2 separate regions of the Homo sapiens genome follow, and region 2 is linked to region 1. Evidence: read pairs that join two places in POLR2A ChIA-PET (ENCODE). Cell type or tissue: Panc1. All regions are shown on one strand. Links, peaks and the distances in the headings refer to the core of each region. The heading gives the core; the rest is flanking DNA. Region 1 overlaps LILRB3 (leukocyte immunoglobulin like receptor B3). Region 2 overlaps MYADM (myeloid associated differentiation marker).

Evidence for each region. ChIA-PET counts read pairs that join two places held together with the same protein. Peaks named below come from ENCODE experiments on the same cell type or tissue, not always from the same donor. Only the 100,000 strongest peaks of a DNase experiment are listed, where the experiment ranks them.
Region 2: POLR2A ChIA-PET joins it to region 1 with 14 read pairs; 4 of 35 experiments call an interaction of 5 or more read pairs at or near these places.

What each region holds. Positions count from the first base shown.
Region 1 is chr19:54,209,603-54,218,729 of GRCh38, reverse strand. It overlaps LILRB3 (leukocyte immunoglobulin like receptor B3), which reads left to right. Exons shown (of 13, transcript NM_006864.4): 10 at 48-85; 11 at 317-369; 12 at 1,256-1,411; 13 at 1,491-2,452. The coding sequence ends at 1,637. Among named protein-coding and RNA genes, the nearest start is that of LILRB3, 8.8 kb to the left of the region's middle. RefSeq lists enhancers at 173-1,008, 1,009-1,845. In Panc1, for the core only: no CTCF peak of the experiment used is centred there; a DNase peak (open chromatin) is centred at 8,619; H3K27ac peaks cover 417 bases.
Region 2 is chr19:53,869,403-53,878,529 of GRCh38, reverse strand. MYADM (myeloid associated differentiation marker) reads right to left here. Exons shown (of 3, transcript NM_138373.5): 2 at 8,692-8,776; 3 at 2,095-5,002. The coding sequence starts at 5,000. The coding sequence ends at 4,032. Among named protein-coding and RNA genes, the nearest start is that of MYADM-AS1, 4.9 kb to the right of the region's middle. RefSeq lists enhancers at 7,930-8,843, 8,844-9,127 and a silencer at 9,032-9,091. In Panc1, for the core only: no CTCF peak of the experiment used is centred there; no DNase peak of the experiment used is centred there; H3K4me3 peaks cover 1,396 bases; H3K27ac peaks cover 2,428 bases.

The DNA.
Region 1 (9,127 bases), core at 630-8,629:
CACCACAGCCCATACACTGCCCCTCACACTCCCATGTCCTCCTCCAGGTCCAGCCCAGCTGCTGACGTCCAGGAAGAAAACCTCTGTAAGAGGAAGAGAGGGGACAAATGGGGGTGCTGGAGAGACAGGAGTCCCAAAATTTCAGTAGCAACAGGGAGGGGCTGGGAAGGGTCTGGGGCTCCGTGGAAGATGGTCTTGCCCCACACTGTGGGACCTCCCTGCATTCGGTGGCCCCATCTGGGAGCAGGGCAGGGGGCCAGCAGGACTGAGAGGTCTCAGAGAACCAGGAGACGAACCCCTTGCTCTGCCCCAGCAGATGCTGCTGTGAAGGACACACAGTCTGAGGACAGGGTGGAGCTGGACAGTCAGGTGAGATCCCGCCCCGTCCCAGGCACCAAAGGCCTCCTGGTGCCAGATCTAATCCTGCAGGACTTCTCTGTCCTCCTTCCCCCGGCTCTCAGCATCGTCACGGTGGACCCCTCCTTGTCCAGCATGCTGCCTCCCGCCTGCTGTGACCTCACTCTCTTCTGCTGTCCTGGGACCTCGTGGGCCTCCTCCCGGGTCCCCTTCCTGCTCCTCATCCTCTGTTTGGCCGTCTGGTTGTTAGAGCTCTCCCCAGGCCTCAGGAGGATGACGAATAAATGAACCACCTCCGTCCCCTGGGCTCCTCTTCATTCATTCATCCAGCGAGTGTTCCCAGGGAGCTCACTGTGGATGGGGCTCCCCATGGGAGCTGCAGACACAGCAGGGAGCAAAGCCGCCCCCGCCTCCTGAGCTCACCTCACGGTGGGAGACAAAATGCAAATAAATGCATCGTGTCCAGGAGTGCAACGTGCTGTAAGGAACATACACCAGGGAAAGGGCAGAGAGTGTGGGGCAGTGGGGCCAGTCTGAATGGAAGGGGAGGGCTGTCTGCTCAGCTGTCATCTGAGAAGCCTGGACAGAGTGGGGCACATGATCCTCTGATGGACGAGCCCCTGCAGGCAGAGGAAACAGCCGTGCAAAGGCCCCCAGGCAGCAGCGAGCTCTTGCAGGAAGGCCTGTGAGGCTGCAGCCAAATGGGCAAGGTCAGAGTGAGGAGCAGAGGCCAGAACCACAGGGAGGGAGCGGCCAGACCCTCCACGGCCTTAGGGCGTCCCTGAGATTCCATCAGGAAAGGGATGTAATCGGATCACCCCGGGAACAGTGAGGAAAATTGACTCCAGGAGGTCAGGGGGACTCAAGGACACCCCCCACCACTGTCTCTCTCCAGCAGAGCCCACACGATGAAGACCCCCAGGCAGTGACGTATGCCCCGGTGAAACACTCCAGTCCTAGGAGAGAAATGGCCTCTCCTCCCTCCTCACTGTCTGGGGAATTCCTGGACACAAAGGACAGACAGGTGGAAGAGGACAGGCAGATGGACACTGAGGTGAGTCCTTTCCTCTCCAGGCCCCCAGGCCTCCCCCACCCCCACCACGTTCCTTACCTCTCACTCTCCCCCGCTGCAGGCTGCTGCATCTGAAGCCTCCCAGGATGTGACCTACGCCCAGCTGCACAGCTTGACCCTTAGACGGAAGGCAACTGAGCCTCCTCCATCCCAGGAAGGGGAACCTCCAGCTGAGCCCAGCATCTACGCCACTCTGGCCATCCACTAGCCCGGGGGGTACGCAGACCCCACACTCAGCAGAAGGAGACTCAGGACTGCTGAAGGCACGGGAGCTGCCCCCAGTGGACACCAGTGAACCCCAGTCAGCCTGGACCCCTAACACAGACCATGAGGAGACGCTGGGAACTTGTGGGACTCACCTGACTCAAAGATGACTAATATCGTCCCATTTTGGAAATAAAGCAACAGACTTCTCAACAATCAATGAGTTAATAACAAAAAAACAAAAAACAAAAACAGACGTAAAGGCCGGGTGTGGTACTCAGGAGGCTGAGTGGGGAGGATTCCTTGAACACAAGAAGTTAAGGCTGCTGAGGCTGCAGTGAGCTATGACTGTGCCACTGCACTCCAGCCTGTGTGACAGAGCGAGACCTTGTCTCTAAAAAAAAAAACAGTGAATGTTTTAAACTGAATGATAATGTAAATATTATACATCGAACTTATGACATGGGAAAATTAAGAAGCATAAATAGGCCGGGCGCGGTGGCTCACGCCTATAATCTCAGCACTTTGGGAGGCTGATGCGGGCGGATCATGAGGTCAGGAGATCGAGACCATCCTGGCTAACACGGTGAAACCCCGTCTCTACTAAAAATACAAAAAAATTAGCCGGGCGTGGTGGCGAGTGCCTATAGTCCCAGCTACTCAGGAGGCTGAGGCAGGAGAATGGCATGAGCCCGGGAGGCAGAGCTTGCAGTGAGCTGAGATCGCACCACTGCACTCCAGCCTGGGCGACAGAGTGAGATTCCGTCTCGAAAAAAAAAAAAAAAGAAAGAAAAAAAATAAAAAAGAAGCATAACCAGGTGCAGTGGCTCACACCTGTAATCCCAATACTTTGGGAGGGCAAGTGGGGAGGATAGCTTGAGCTCAGGAGTTCGAGTCAGTCAGATCAGCATTGTGAGGCCCCATCTCTACAAAAAATAAAACCAGTCCGGCGTGGTGGCACACACCTGTAGTCCCAGCTACTTGAGAGGCTGAGGTGGGAGGATCACTTGGGTACAGGAGGTCGAGGCTGCAATGAGCCGAGATCGCACCACAGCACTTCAGCCTGGACGAGACCCTGTCTCAAAAAAACAAAACAACTAACAAGCCGGTGAAATTATCTGTTGATTAGTGTTTGCATAATACATTTTTCATCCTTCTGCTTTTTTAATGTGATAAAATATAAACAACAGGCCAGGCACGGGGGTTCATGCCTGTAATCCCAGCACTTTGGGAGGCCAAGGCGGGTGGATCACAAGGTCAGGAGTTCAAGACTAGCCTGGCCAAGATGGTGAAACCCCATCTCTACTAAAAATACAAAAACTGGCCAGGTGTGGTGGCAGGCACCTGTAATCCCAGCTACTAGGGAGGCTGAGGCAGAGAACTGCTTGAACCCAGGAGGCAGTGGTTGCAGTGAACCGAGATCACACCACTGCACTACAGCCTGGGCAACAGAGCAAGACTCTGTCTCAAAAAAAAAAAATTCCAATCTTGTAATCTCTTTTTGATCACTTATATTTAATGTAATCACTGATGACATTACAACCGTATGTCACTTAATGACAGGGATATGTTCTGAGAAAGCCATCATTAAAAAATTTTGGCCAGGCGTGGTGGCTCACGCCTGTAATCCCAGAACTTTGGGAGGCCAAGATGGGTGGATCACCAGAGGTCGGGAATTCGAGACCAGCCTGCTCAACATGGTGAAACCCTGTCTCTACTAAAAATACAAAAATTAGCCGGGCATCGTGGTGCATGCCTGTAATCCCAGCTACTTGGGAAGCTGAGGCAGGAGAATCGCTTGAACCTGGGAGGCGGAGGTTGCAGTGAGCCAAAATCGTGCCATTTCACTCCAGCCTGGGAGACAGAATGAGACTCCATCTCAAAAAAAAGAAAAAAAAAAATTCACCGTCGTGTGAACATCATAGAGTCTACTTACACAAACCTACGTGGTATAACCTACTACATACATAGGCTATACCATCACATATGAAATGTGTAGTGGAGCGAAACATCGTTATGCGGTGCATGACTGTGTTCAGGTGTGCCTTTTTGTTTGTCTCCTCTGCTGTGTGTTGTTTCCCCTTTCCTGCCTACTCTAGGTTTTTAGAAATATTTTGATTTGTTAAAAACTTATGATTCCCCCCTCGCCCGGCCAGCCGCCCCGTCCGGGAGGGAGGTGGGGGGGTCAGCCCCCCGCCAGGCCAGCCGCCCCATCCGGGAGGTGAGGGGCGCCTCTGCCCGGCCGCCCCTACTGGGAAGTGAGGAGCCCCTCTGCCCGGCCGCCACCCCGTCTGGGAGGTGTACCCAACAGCTCATTGAGAACGGGCCATGATGACAATGGCGGTTTTGTGGAATAGAAAGGGGGGAAAGGTGGGGAAAAGATTGAGAAATCGGATGGTTGCGGTGTCTGTGTAGAAAGAGGTAGACATGGGAGACTTTTCATTTTGTTCTGTACTAAGAAAAATTCTTCTGCCTTGGGATCCTGTTGATCTGTGACCTTACCCCCAACCCTGTGCTCTCTGAAACATGTGCTGTGTCCACTCAGGGTTAAATGGATTAAGGGCGGTGCAAGATGTGCTTTGTTGAACAGATGCTTGAAGGCAGCATGCTCGTTAAGAGTCATCACCACTCCCTAATCTCAAGTACCCAGTGACACAAACACTGCGGAAGGCTGCAGGGTCCTCTGCCTAGGAAAACCAGAGACCTTTGTTCACTTGTTTATCTGCTGACCTTCCCTCCACCGTTGTCCTATGACCCTGCCAAATCCCCCTCTGCGAGAAACACCCAAGAATGATCAATAAAAAAAAAAAAAAAAAACTTATGATTCCTTAACTTTTCTATTTAATATTTTTGGACCATGGTTGACCACCAGGTAACTGAAAACACAGAAAGAAAATTACAGATAAAGGGGGACTACTGTATTAGAGTTTTTTAAAAATATATTTTAAATTTTTTTGTAGCAATGGGATCTCACGATGTTGCCCAAACTGGCCTCAAACTTGTGGGCTCAAGAGCCTCCCATCTCCGCCTCCCAAAGTGTTGGGATTACAGGCATGAGCCACTGTGCCCAGCTTAAGAGTTTTTAATTGAAAAATAATAATTGTACATATTTATGGAATACAGAATATTTGATTTTATCTACGTGTGTGTGTGTGGTTTTTTTTTTTTTCGAGATGGAGTTTCACTCTTTTTGCCCAGGCAGGAGTGCAATGGTGCAGTCTCGGCTCACTGCAACCTCCGCTTCCCAGGTTCAAGTGGTTCTCCTGCCTCAGCCTCCCAAGTAGCTGGGACTACATGTGTGCACCACTATGCCCAACATATATATATTTACATATATATATATATTTTTTTGAGACGGAGTCTCGCTCCATTCTACCTCAGCCTCCCGAGTAGCTGGGATTACAGACACATGCCACCACGCCTGGCTAAGTTTTATATTTTTAGTAGAGACAGGGTTTTGCCAGGCTGGTCTTGAACTCCTGACCTCTTGATCTGCCTGCCTCCCAAAGTGCTGGGATTATAGGCGTGAGCCACCGCACCCGGCCCAACAAATATATTTTTATTGAGATACAACTCTATTTTGTGGCATTTAGTAAATTCACAATATGGTGTAAGCATCACCTCTATCTCATTCCGAAACATTTTTATCATACCGAGAAGGAAACCGAGTTTACATCAAGCAATCACTCCCACCTAATCCCATGCAACAATTAACCTACTTTCTGCCTCTATCGATTGGCCTTCTTTGAATACCTTTTTTTTTTTTTTTTGAGACAGGGACTCACTCTGTCACCCAGGTTGGAGTGCAGTGGTGTGATCTCGGCTCACTGTAACCTCTGCCTCCCAGGCTCAAGCGATCCTGCCACCTGAGCCTCCCAAGTAGCTGGGATCACAGGCACATGCCACCATGCCGGGTGAATTTTTTGTATTTTTGGTAGAGATGGTATTTCACCATGTTGCCCAGGCTGGTCTCAAACTCCTAAACTCAGGCAATCCACCTGCCTTGGCCTCCCAAAGTGCTGGATTACAGGCAATGAGCCACCACACCCAGGCTGGATACTTCTTATAAATGAAATAACGTCATATGTGACCTTTTTTTCCTGACTGCTTTTATCTAGTATATTATCAAGGTTCACACATGTAGCATGTATGAGTACTTCATTCCTTTCTACGGTTGAATAATATTTTGTTGTAAGGATATACCACACTTTCTCTATTCACCAGCTGATAGACATCGCTACAAAAATAAGTAGTGGCTGTGGAGGTGCACGTCTGTAGTCCCAGCCACTCGGGAGCCTGAGGTGGGAGGATCACCTGAGCCACGATGTCAAGGCTGCAGTGAGCTATGATAGTGCCACTGCACTCCAGCCTGGGCAACAGGCCTCATCTTTTAAGCAAAGAAAAAAGAGGCCGAGCATGGTGGCTCATGCCCGTAATCCCAACACTTTGGGAGGCTGAAGCGGGCGGATCACCTGAGGTCAGGAGTTCAAGACCAGCCTGGCCAACATGGTAAAACTCTGTCTTTACTAAAAAATACAAAATTTAGCTGGATATGGTGGCGCGCATCTGTAATCCCAGCTAACTGGGAGATTGAGGCAGGAGAATCGCTGGCACCTGGGAGGTGGAGGCTGCAGTGAGCTGAGATCACGCCACTGCACTCCAGCCTGGGTGACAGAGCAAGACTCTGTCTCAAAAACAAAAAAAAAAAAAAAGAAAAAGAAAAAAGAGGCCGAGCATGATGGCTCATGCCTGTAATCCTAACACTTTGGGGGGCCAAGGCAAGAGGATGATTTAAGGTCAGGAGTTCGAGAATAGCCTGGCCAACATGGTGAAACTCTGTCTCTACTAAAAATACAAAAATTAGCCAGGCGTGGTTGCACGTGCCTGTAATCCAGCTACTTGGGAGGCTGAAGCAGGACAATCACCTGAACCCAGGAGGTGGAGGTTGTAGTGAGCTGAGGTCACGCCACTGCACTCCAGCCTGGGAAACAGAGCAAGACCATGTCTAAAAAAAAAAAAAAAGGGGGAAAGAAAAGAAAGAAAAAAAGAGTGCTACTCATTAACAGGAAAGTTGGCTGGGCGCGATGGCTCACGCCTGTAATCCCAGCACTTTGGGAGGCCGAGGCGGGTGGATCACGAGGTCAGGAGATCGAGACCATCCTGGCTAGCACGGTGAAACCCCGTCTCTACTAAAAATACAAAAGATTAGCCGGGCGTGGTGGCGGGCGCCTGTAGCCCCAGCTACTCGGGAGGCTGAGGCAGGAGAATGGCGTGAACCCGGGAGGCGGAGCTTGCAGTGAGCCGAGATCGCGCCACTGCACTCCAGCCTGGGCGACAGAGCGAGACTCCGTCTCAAAAAAGAAAGTCAGTGAAGGGACCTGTTTGGGAAAACAAAGCCCAGGCTCGAAGGAAGCTTGTGCTTCCCTCTGTGAGCAAGTTAAGTCTTAGAAACATCTCCCCGAGCCTCCTTCTCCCACGCGGGTCGTCTGTCCTGCGGCAGCCCCACTGGTTCCTCCCATCAACCAAGGCAGAGAGTGGAAAAGCTCCTCACACTCTTCTGCTTCACACACAGTGAACAAATCCAAACCTCTCTGCCCACATCCCTCCTCACCCGGCTCCACCCGTGTCCGCTGGTCCATCCCCACAGTCTAAGCTCAGCTGGGGACCGAGGACGCCCTGTCTGTGCACTGCACCAACCTCCCTCCTGGCCCCCTACTGGCTCCCATCCCTACTCCAGTCCATCCCTCTCATCACTTCCGAGGCCTCTTCTGACCATCTTACCTGGCTGTGACCCTCCACTGCTCAAATTCCCCCAACGGGGCTCCATCTTCCAAAAATAAGATGCACGTTCCTGTACTTCATGTTCAAGCCTGTTGATGACCAAACCTGATACACTTTCCAGCTTCACAGGCTATGGCTCCCCCTCTGCCACACCAAACTCATCACAGTTACCCACCCCCTGCCACACACACACAACCTCAGTTATTAAACACGTGTAAGTCTTCTGACGGCCGCTCCCTGAGCCAATCCGGATGTAGCTGACACCTCTGCAGAGCTGGTAGACTATGACAAAGAGAAGCCCTCCTGCCTCGTTCCACTCCACTGTAAACGTATGTGTGTCATAGGTCATGAGGAGTCCACATAAACCACTTAGAATCCTTATCAGCACATTGCCTAGTGGCTGGGCTCACGCTGGAGTGTGGTTATGGTTAACCATTAGTGAAACCCTCCCATATTGCATTCTGTGCAGTGATGGGCTTGTAAAAACAGACATCTGTTTCCACTGTGCTTTCTAAAGATTCCCCGGTTTTTTTTTTTTTTTTTTGAGATGGAGTCTCACTCTGTCACCTAGGCTGGAGTGCTGTGGCGCGATCTCGGCTCACTGCAACCTCCACCTCCCGGGTTCAAGTGATTCTCCTGCCTCAGCCTCCCGAGTAGCTGGGATTACAGGCGTCCACCACCACACCTGGCTGATTTTTTGTGTCTTTAGTAGAGACGGGGTTTCACCATGTTGGCCAGGCTGGTCTCGAACTCCTGACCTCATAATCCACCCACCTCCGCCTCCCAAAGTGCTGGGATTACAGGTGCAAACCACCGTGCCGGGCCGGATTTTCCATTTTCTTAAACATAGCATCCAATAAATCTTCACGGTGCACAAGTCCCCTGAATGACAAGGTCCCAGCTTCCTTTGGCTCACTCTCAGGTCTGAGAACAGCCCACACTGTTTCTGGTGGAGGACACTCTGCGTGCCACACTCACTGTTCACGTCTTGGTCTCTCCATCCCCCAGAAGGACCCCTCACTCCCATGACAGGTGTACGCTGCTCACCTGCTATGAGCATGTTTTCCTCCTTTCCTACAACTTGTCGAAACCGGAGCAGAATTACCTCCTATCTAAACATGGGTAATGTGTCATTAACCCAGGCTCTGTGAGTCCAGCAGGAATCCTATCAGCTTCACCCACGACTCCCCTCCTCCTGGCAGCATGCCTGGATGTGGTAACCACTGAATAAACATCGCCTGATCGCAAGGCTCATGAAAGAAAAGATGCATTACAGAGCTCAGGACATGGAAGGGGCTTGCCTCTAGAATTAGAACAGTGACTGGGCTGTGTCCTAAGGCCCTGCCCTCTCTGGCCTCAGCCTCATGTGCTAGAACAAGGGTCACCCCTGGATGAGAGTTGGGTGAGGTGGAAGCAGGCAGAGTATGGGGAAGTCAAATTTTGACTCAAATGTGGTCTGAAAGGCCCCCAGAGCCTGCTGTCCCCTCAGCCCCATCCTTCAGGGGGAGCAGAGCGAGGCCCTGGGGAAGGGGCTGTTCCCCTCCTGCAAGGCCACTGGTGAGAACACATGACCTGTAACACAGAGCCCGGGGCTCCTTATACCAGCACACCCATCTGCCCTCCAGGCTCTGTGGCTCAATGGTCTAATTCATCTGCACTGCTGGGGACCGTGACAGGCAGGGCCACAACCCCCACCCTCATTGCCCATCTCCC
Region 2 (9,127 bases), core at 279-8,278, 340 kb after region 1:
TCCTGCCTCAGCCTCATGAGTAGCTGGAACTACAGGTGCCCTCCACCACGCCCGGCTAATTTTTGTATTTTTAGTAAAGACGGGGTTTCACCATGTTGGCCAGGATGGTCTCGATCTCCTAACCTCGTGATCCACCCGCCTCAGCCTCCCAAAGTGCTGGGATTACAGACGTGAGCCACCCGCCGGGCCTGATCTGGGAATTTTGTAGGGCTTATATTTATTTGTGTATTTGTGATTCTCCTGAGGTCCGGGAAATATGTAGGCGGAGGATTACCTAGGTGCCCAGGCAAGAGACTGAAGGCACAAACTGTTTCAGTATAATAAACAAAATAGTTAGAATAAGAATAGTCATAATACAAATTAGATGTAGAGATGATCATGGACAATTATCAATCATTATTATAAACATTATTAATCATTAGCTTTTAATATTACTCTTTGCTGCATTACTAATGTAAGCTAGGAATAACCGGCAGGTATAGGGTCAGGTGCTGAAGGGACATGGTGAGAAGTGACCTAGAAGGCAAGAGGTGAGCCCTCTGTCACGCGCACATCAGGGCCGCTTGAGGGGTCCTTGGTCAAGTGGTAACGCCAGTGTCTGGGAAGGCACCCGTTACTTAGCAGACCACGAAAGGGAGTCTCCTTTCCTTGGAGGAGTCAGGGAACACTCTGCTCCACCAGCTTCTTGTGGAAGGCTGGATATTATCCAGGCCTGCCCGCAGTCATCCCGAGGCCTAAACCCCTCCCTGTGGTGCTGTGCTTCAATGCTTACACTCCTCCTTCACTTTCATTCTCCTCCCATACTCCTGGTTCCTCTTTGAAGTTCATAGTAGATAGCGGTAGAAGAAATAGTGAAAGTCTTAAAGTCTTTGATCTTAGAAGTGCATAGAAGAAAACACTGACGTATGCTGCCTTCTGTCTCTGCTTCGGCTACCTAAGAGGGAAGGGCACCCTGTCCCGTGATCACGTGACTTGCTTCACCTTGTCAATCACTTCGAAGATTCACCCTCTTTACTCTGCCCCCTTGTCTTGTATGCAATAAATATCAGCGAGCCCAGCCGTTATGGGCCACTACCGGTCTCTGCGTCTTGATGATAGTGGTCCCCTGGGCCCAGCTGCTTTCTCTTTATTTTTGTCTTGTGCCTTTATTTATTACAATCTCTCATCTCTGCACATGGGGAGAACACCTGCTAAGCCCCATAGGGTTGGAGCCTACAGAAATGGACAAGATGGCCTTCTGTGGGACAGAGATTGGTTGCAGTAGCTCATTTGATCTTTATGAAGGTCTTCTGTTGACCAGGTATATTCAGAGGCTTAGATTGGAGGGTAAGGAGGGAGCTGATAGTGGGAATGGAGGCGGGATCAGATCATGAAGGCCAGACCCAGGGGCTTTGATAGTGCCTATAGGCAATGGGCTACGGAAGGACTTCAGCAGGGAAGGGCAGGATCAGATCTGCATGATGAAAGAATCCCTCTGGAGCCAGGGTGGGATGGAGGAGAAGGAGGCTGGGGCAATAGCTCAGGTGAAACAAAATGGAACTTGAGCTGGACCAGGAACCTGGAGAAGAGGGCGGTAGAAATGGTATTTAGGGGGAAGAATAGACAGTGTTTGATGAGGGACTGACTTGAGTAGACGGGGGGAAGGTACCACCATGTGCTTGGGTTCTCAGCTCTGAGAGGCTATTACTGAAATGGGGGGACCTGGGAGGACGAGGTGACTGGGGAGGAAAGCTCCTTCACTCAAATTAGGACGTTGTATTTGTGAGGTGCTCAGGGGACAGACTCCAAGGAGGGAGAAGTCTAGTTCATTTCTATCCCACCCAGCCCTCCTGGTTTGAGGAAGTCATTTAGAAGACCTAGATCCAGCTAGTATCTTCTGATGAGGCCAAGGTTGTCTTGGCACCAACCCTATTCTCCCACTAGACCCAAGAATCTGGCCCTTGCCCCTCTCCGAGAGTCCTCCCCCGCTTTTCTTTTTTATTTTTTTGTAGAGACGGGGTTTCACCATGTTGGCCAGGCTGGTCTCAAACTCCTGACCTCAAGTGATCCGCCCGCCGTGCTCGGCCGCCCTCCTCATTAAGAAAGCACAAGTCCTTCTTTTACCTTTATATTGATATTTAAAAGAAAAAGAACATGATGGATACGGGAATGGGGGAAGGGACAACGGTTCTACGATTAACAACAGGAACTGATAGGAACCAGAAGCTCCAGGGATTTAAAAAAAAATAAAATATATATTTATACATTTATATATATATATATATATATCACGTTATGTATGTGAGTCCCAGACAAGCAGGAAGCAGCAGCAAGAAGCAACTAGCACACAGAAACACCCGTGCGTGTGCACTACACATTCAAGCAAAGCCATTCCTCTAGCTAGGACGCAGCAATCCCCACCCTCCCACCTACGGGCAAAAGAGAACAGCTGAAAACAAACTTCCCTCTTTAAGGGCCACTCAGTAATTTTTGTCCTCATGGCCAGGAAAAAGAAAGAAAAACAAAACAAAACAGAAAAGGTCGATCTTGCCTTGAAAGCGGGCAGTGGCTATTTTCTTCTCTCTGCCAAAGCAGGACACGTTATTCTTAACACAGAGGGCCACATCGCTGTCCCTCACAAATACTTCAGACAGTTGTCTTCAACATCCTGTGGTTCTTCGTCCGATTCCTTTTTTTTTTTGAGATGGAGTCTCGCTCTGTCCCCCAGGCTGGAGCACAGTGGTGCCATCTTGACTTACTGCAACCTCCACCTCCCGGGTTGAAGGGATTCTCCTGTCTCAGTCCCCCCAAATACCTGGGATTACAGGCGCCCGCCACCACGCCCGGCTAATTTTTGTATTTTTAATAGAGACATGCTTTCACCATGTTGGCCAGGCTGGTCTTGAACTCCTGACTTCAGATGATTGCCTGACTTGGTCTCCCAAAGTGCTGGGATTACAGGCGTGAGCCACCACGCCCGGCCCCGACTCCTTCTTTTTTTTTTTTTTTCTTTTTGATACCACAGAGAATAGTTGGGATGAAAGGCATCCAGCCCCTGCTTCCTTTAAGATGGCCTCTAGGCAGTGGGTGTTCTGTAAGCCTGGCAAAAATTCTGGAGCCAATCTCTGGCAAGGCTGAGTGCCAGGCGGGGCCTAGGGACCCAGGGTCGGTGCTTAAAGCCTCCCGCCCATTGGAAATTACTGACCTCCAAATATATATATATATATGTTTTTTAATTTAAAGGGGAAGTACACTGCACACCTTCCTCCACTGGGAGAAAGAGGGCCCAATCCCCAGCTACCCACCCCCCACCCCCCAAACACACACACACACACACACACACACACACACGTACACACTGACTAAGGCACAGCGAGGGTGGGCAGGCATGCTTTGGCAATGGGGCCCCTTGGGGGGCTGTGGCATGGACGGCTGCAAGGGGTGTGGATGTGAGCTCAGCACCTTTGGAGGTGGGTGGAGGCAAGGAGAGAAAGAAGTCTCAGGGCTCCCAAGGACACAGGAGAAGGTGCTTGCAAAACAGGCAGATAAGAAAGCCGACAGGCAACCCAGAAAAGAGATGAGAAAAAAGAAGAGTGGAAAAAGAGAAACAGGCTGGGTGCGGCAGCTCACACCTGTCCTCCCAGCTACTTGGGAGGCTGGGGCAGGAGAATCGCTTGAACCCAGGAGGCGGGGGTTGCAGTGAGTCGAGATCGCACCACTGCACTCCAGCCTGGGCCACAGAGTGAGAATCCGTCTTAAAAAAAAAAAAAAAAAAAAAAGAAAAGAAAAAGAGAAACAGCTCAGGGGTGAAAACAGGATGTGGGCAACAAAACAACACAGGAAGGAAACAGCAAGAGGAAAGGGAAGGAAGAAGATGCATCCAAGAACTGGTTAGAGTGCAAGGAATTGGGAAGGAAAGAAAAAGGTGGGAGGGAGGGGAGACAGGAAGAGGAAAACAGAGGAAAGGCGGAGGAAAGAAGTACTCCATAAAGAAAACTCGGGCAAGAAGAACAAAGAGGTTGGAGAGGGAACGGGAGCCTCTTGGGAGAGTCTTAGACCTTGACAAAAACCAGGTGGGCAGAGTGCACCAGGTCAGCCACATACGCCAGTAGGTTGATGGCCGTCAGGATGGCCACAGCCAGTCGGCGGTCCCAGGCACACACGTAGTAGGCATGGCTGCGGCTGCAGCTTACATCTCTCGAGCGCCGAGGCTGGCCGCCATACTTCTCATCGAACTGGTAGAGGGGCCAGAGAACAAGGGCGGTGGCATAGAGGAGGACAGACAGCAAGGCCAGCCCCGACAGGAAGCTGGGGAAGGGGATGGGTAGCACGTTGGTGCACTCCCCCAGGTTCAGCAGGATGGCGATGGCCGCTAGGATGAAGCAGATGGCGTACACCGCCACGCACCACTCCAGGGCCGGCTGGTGCTGGTACAGGTTGGGGTCGCTGATGAACGCGAAGATGATGCAGGCAACGAAGGTCTCCAGCACCTTCAGCAGCCCGGGTACGGTGGCCATATAGCCAGTGATCTCGCCGGGCCGGGCCCGGGTCCAGGCCACTTCGGTGGCGTAAGCCACACACGCGATGCAGGAGAAGAAGGTGGCGGCGATGGCGTGGTCCCGCGAACGGCCGTGGGACAGGAACTGGACATAGGTGGTGGGGTAGATGATGGAGGCCGAGAGGCAGAAGAGGGCCGCATAGCAGGCGAAGGTGATGGGGAAGTTGCGCCAAGACAGGGGGAAGCGGGCCTGGAGCCCGCACAGCTCCACGATGAGGATGATCAGGGTCACGGAGAAGCAGAAGCACCAGGTGAACATGGACCAGTTGCCCATGGACCCCGTCCAGGCGCCCACGCTAGCCACCAGCGAGAAGGCCACGCAGGTAGACACCAGCTGCAGCAGGCGAAGGAGACCCAGGGGCTGTGTCAGGGCCCGAGGGGACCCCACGATCATGGGGGACCCCAGGCCCGAAGATGACGTCGTGGTGGTTGTGATGGTGGTGCGGGTTACCGTCACTGGCATGGCTGCAAAAAGGGGAAAGACAGTGTCCTTATACAGTCACAAACATAAGAATCCAGGTCCCTTAGCCATTGCCTACCCCAGGGACAAATTAATATGAGCTCTAATTAGGGAGTTCCCAAGATGTGGGGCTTTCGGTTTTCTTTTCTTTTTTTTTTTTTGAGACAGAGTCTTGCTCTGTGGCCCAGGCTGGAGTGCATTGGCACAATCTCAGCTCACTACAACCTCTGCTACTCAGGTTCAAGTGATTCTCCTGCCTCAGCCTCCCGAGTAGCTGAGATTACAGGCATGTGCCACCACGCCCGGCTAATTTTTTTGTATTTTTAGTAGAGACGGGGTTTCACTGTGTTAGCCAGGATGGTCTCGATCTCCTGACCTCATGATCCGCTGGCCTTGGCCTCCCAAAGTGCTGGGATTATAGGCGTGAGCCACCGGGCCCAGCCTTGGGTTTTCAAATGGGGACAGTCCTGGGCATACAGGGATGAGCCTGTCCCCTCCGGTTCAAGGCTCACTCCTCCCCTACTCGTATCAGAATCCAGGAGTCTAGGCCCCTATTTTCCTCCTTCTCAAGAGATTCTTCTCTCTTTCAAGACCTAACTACTGTACAACTACACTGTTTGCTTCCCACTCCAGATACCGTGCTTCCCTCTTTCCCTCCCTCCCCAAGGGACTCAGTAGCTCAGCCATTTAGCACTCTGTACTCTATAGCACCACCCCTCTGGCCAGGCACAGGTGTGGCTGATGCCTGTAATCCCAGCACTCCAAGAGGCTGAGGCAGGAGGATTGCTTGAGCCCAGGAGTTGGAGACCAGCCTGGGCAACCTTAGGGAGACCTCATTTACCAAAAAAAAATTTTTTAATTAGCTGGGTGTGGTGGTGTGTGCGTGTGGTCCCAGCTACTCGGGATGCTGAGGTGGGAGGATTGCTTGAGCCTGTGGGGTCAGGGCTGCAGTGAGCTGTGATGCACCAGTGCACTCCAGCCTGGGAGACAGAGTGAGACCCTGACTCAAAAAAAAAAAATTTTTTTTAATTACAAATAGGCCGGGTGTGGTGGCTCACACTTGTAATCCCAGCACTTCGGAGGCCAAGGTGGGTGGATCACTTGAGGTCAGGAGTTGGAGACCAGCCTGGCCAACGTGGCGACACTCGGTCTCTACTAATAATACAAAAATTATCTGGGCGTGGTGGCATGCACCTGCAATCCCAGCTACTCGGGAGACTGAGGCAGGAGAATCACTTGAACCCAGGAGGCAGAGGTTGCAGTGAGCCAAGATAGAACCCCTGCACTCCAGCCTGAGCCACAGAGCCACACTCCGCCTCAAAAAAAATAAAATAATCTGGGCGCAGTGGCTCATGCCTGTAATCCCAGCACTTTCGGAAGCCGAGGCTGGCAGATCACTTGAGGTCAGAAGTTCAAGACCAGCCTGACCAACATGGTGAAACCCCGTCTCTACTAAAAATACAAAAATCAGCTGGGTGTGGTGGTGGGCGCTTGTAATCGCAGCTACTTGGGAGGCTGAGGCAGGAGAATCGCTTGAACCCTAGAGGTGGAGGTTGCAGTGAGCCGAGATTGCGCCACTGCACTCCAGCCCGGGTGACATGAGTGAAACTCCATCTCAAAAAATAAAATAAAATAATAAAAATAAATAAAATAAATAAAAAATAAAGCATCCTCCTTCTGCCTCCTGCCACAACCCAAGTGTCAGAACAAAACGCTTGTCTTCCACAGGCTCTGAAAACCCCATCTCTCAACTTCCTTTTCTTTCAGTATTCAGAGCTCTGCACCCCAGACCCTGTGAGCAAACTTCCTTCTTCCATCGAACAGTGACCTAGACATTTGCAGCCTCTAAACGGCCCAACCTCCCCAGGCTTCCACTCTCAGGGACCCACATCTAATAAGAGCTCCGACCTCCCGATAAAGGATATCTTCTCATAGAGATCCCAGCCGTGGAAAACCAAGAGATCTCCCCTCCCTTCTGACAAGGAGCCTAAACTCTTAGCGGCCTCCTCCTCTCCCTACCCCCCACCTTGGAGATTAGCAACCTTCACTCTCAGTCTAACTCCCACCTGAGATTTAGGACTGGAGTACTGCAACCCAAAAAAGCTAGTTTGAGCCTCCCCCTCCACACTCCTGCATACTGAGTCCATCTACCTCCACCTTCTCTCCCCAAAACCCAGCCAGCTGGTCCCCCAGCTTCTGGGAAACTCAGCTCCCCAGATTTCCAACTGTCCAGTAGGAACCCCAGGCCCTTCCACTGAACTCTCTCTAGGCCTCACAATCCTGTTTTTTGGTTGTTGTTTTTTTTACATGGAGTCGCTCTGTCACCCAGGCTGCAGTGCAATGGTGCGATCTTGACTCACGGCAACCTCCGCCTCCCGGATTCAAGCGATTCTCCTGCCTCAGCCTCCTGAGTAGCTGGGATTACAGGTGTGTGCCACCATGCTCGGCTAATTTTTGTATTTTCAGTAGAGATGGGGTTTCGCCATGTTGGCCAGGCTGGTCTCAAACTCCTGACCTCAAGTGATCCGCCCGCCTTGGCCTCCCAAAGTGCTGGGATTACAGGCATGAGCCACTGCGCCTGGCCATCACCGTCCTGTTATAAGGGGTCAGACCTCTGGCCCTGGACCCTTAGCCTGAAGGATCCCAGATGCCCCAGACTCCAGAAAACCAATTTGCTTCTTTAGTCCTTGCAAAACCTACAGCTTCCACCTCCTTGTCCTAATGGCCCCCAGGAATCAAGTGCCCGTCCTCTTAGAAACCAGGTGCCCAGTTCTTTCCTTAGGCTGTAAACTGTCTCAACGCAGCCACAGGACTAAACCCAAGGCCTCTCCTAGCCACAGGAAAGTAACTTCCTCCTTTCAGCTTCAGGCACTTTGCAGGGCAGTAGCACAGGCCTTAACCTCTTCGTGGCAGTCGCAGGACAGCAGCTCCCTGAGACAAAGGAGCCAGGGCCTGGACTCGCTTCTTCCTCAGATACCTCAGTGTCTGGGACCCTATTCCTTGGAGCCCAAGCTTCCTGGTCCTTCTCCCAGGATCTAGGAGCCCAGGACCTAATCCTTCCTCCTTCAGACCCACGAGTCCAGACCCCAGCCCCTCCTCCCTCAGACCCAGGAGCCCAGGCCCCCAGCCCCTCCTCCCTCAGACCCAGGAGCCCAGGCCCCCAGCCCCTCCTCCCTCGGACCCAGGAGTCCAGACCCCAGCCCCTCCTCCCTCGGACCCCGGAGTCCAGGCCCCCAGCCCCTCCTCCCTCGGACCCCGGAGTCCAGGCCCCCAGCCCCTCCTCCCTCGGACCCAGGAGTCCAGACCCCAGCCCCTCCTCCCTCGGACCCAGGAGTCCAGACCCCAGCCCCTCCTCCCTCGGACCCAGGAGCCCAGGCCCCCAGCCCCTCCTTCCTCGGACCCAGGAGTCCAGACCCCAGCCCCTCCTTCCTCGGACCCAGGAGTCCAGACCCCAGCCCCTCCTCCCTCGGACCCCGGAGTCCAGACCCCCAGCCCCTCCTCCCTCGGACCCAGGAGCCCAGGCCCCCAGCCCCTCCTCCCTCGGACCCAGGAGCCCAGGCCCCCAGGCCCCCAGCCCCTCCTCCCTCGGACCGAGGAGCCCAGGCCCCCAGCCCCTCCTCCCTCGGACCCCGGAGTCCAGGCCCCCAGCCCCTCCTCCCTCGGACCCCGGAGTCCAGGCCCGCTGCCTACTCACCAGCGGTCTTAGCAGAGGAATCCACGGAGAAAGATCTGGTGGTGGAGACGGATTAAGCCACACTTGGAACAGGCTGTAAGAGCACCTGAGGGGGAGGTAGGCCGTTAGCGTCCGTTTGGACAGGCTCCTCCCTCTAGGGATCGAACGCCCTGCGGAGACAGGAACGTGGCGTGGAACCCAGCAGGGCCCTGGCGGTGACCCCGGGTAAGCCCCGCCCCCTCCCCTCCCCGTTCAGTTAACTGTTTGGGCTGCGGCGGACGGAACCCAGCGAAAGTGCACGCCCCGCGGGCCGGCGTGGGCGCGTGTGTGATCTTAACCCCGCGGGGGCGGGGGTGCGGGCGGCAGTGGCGGGAGAACCCTGGGCGGCGGCTGTGGAGGCGGGCGGCCCAGCCAGAGCCGGTGTCTCCGCGCCTTATAAGGGCTTCGAGTCGGCCCA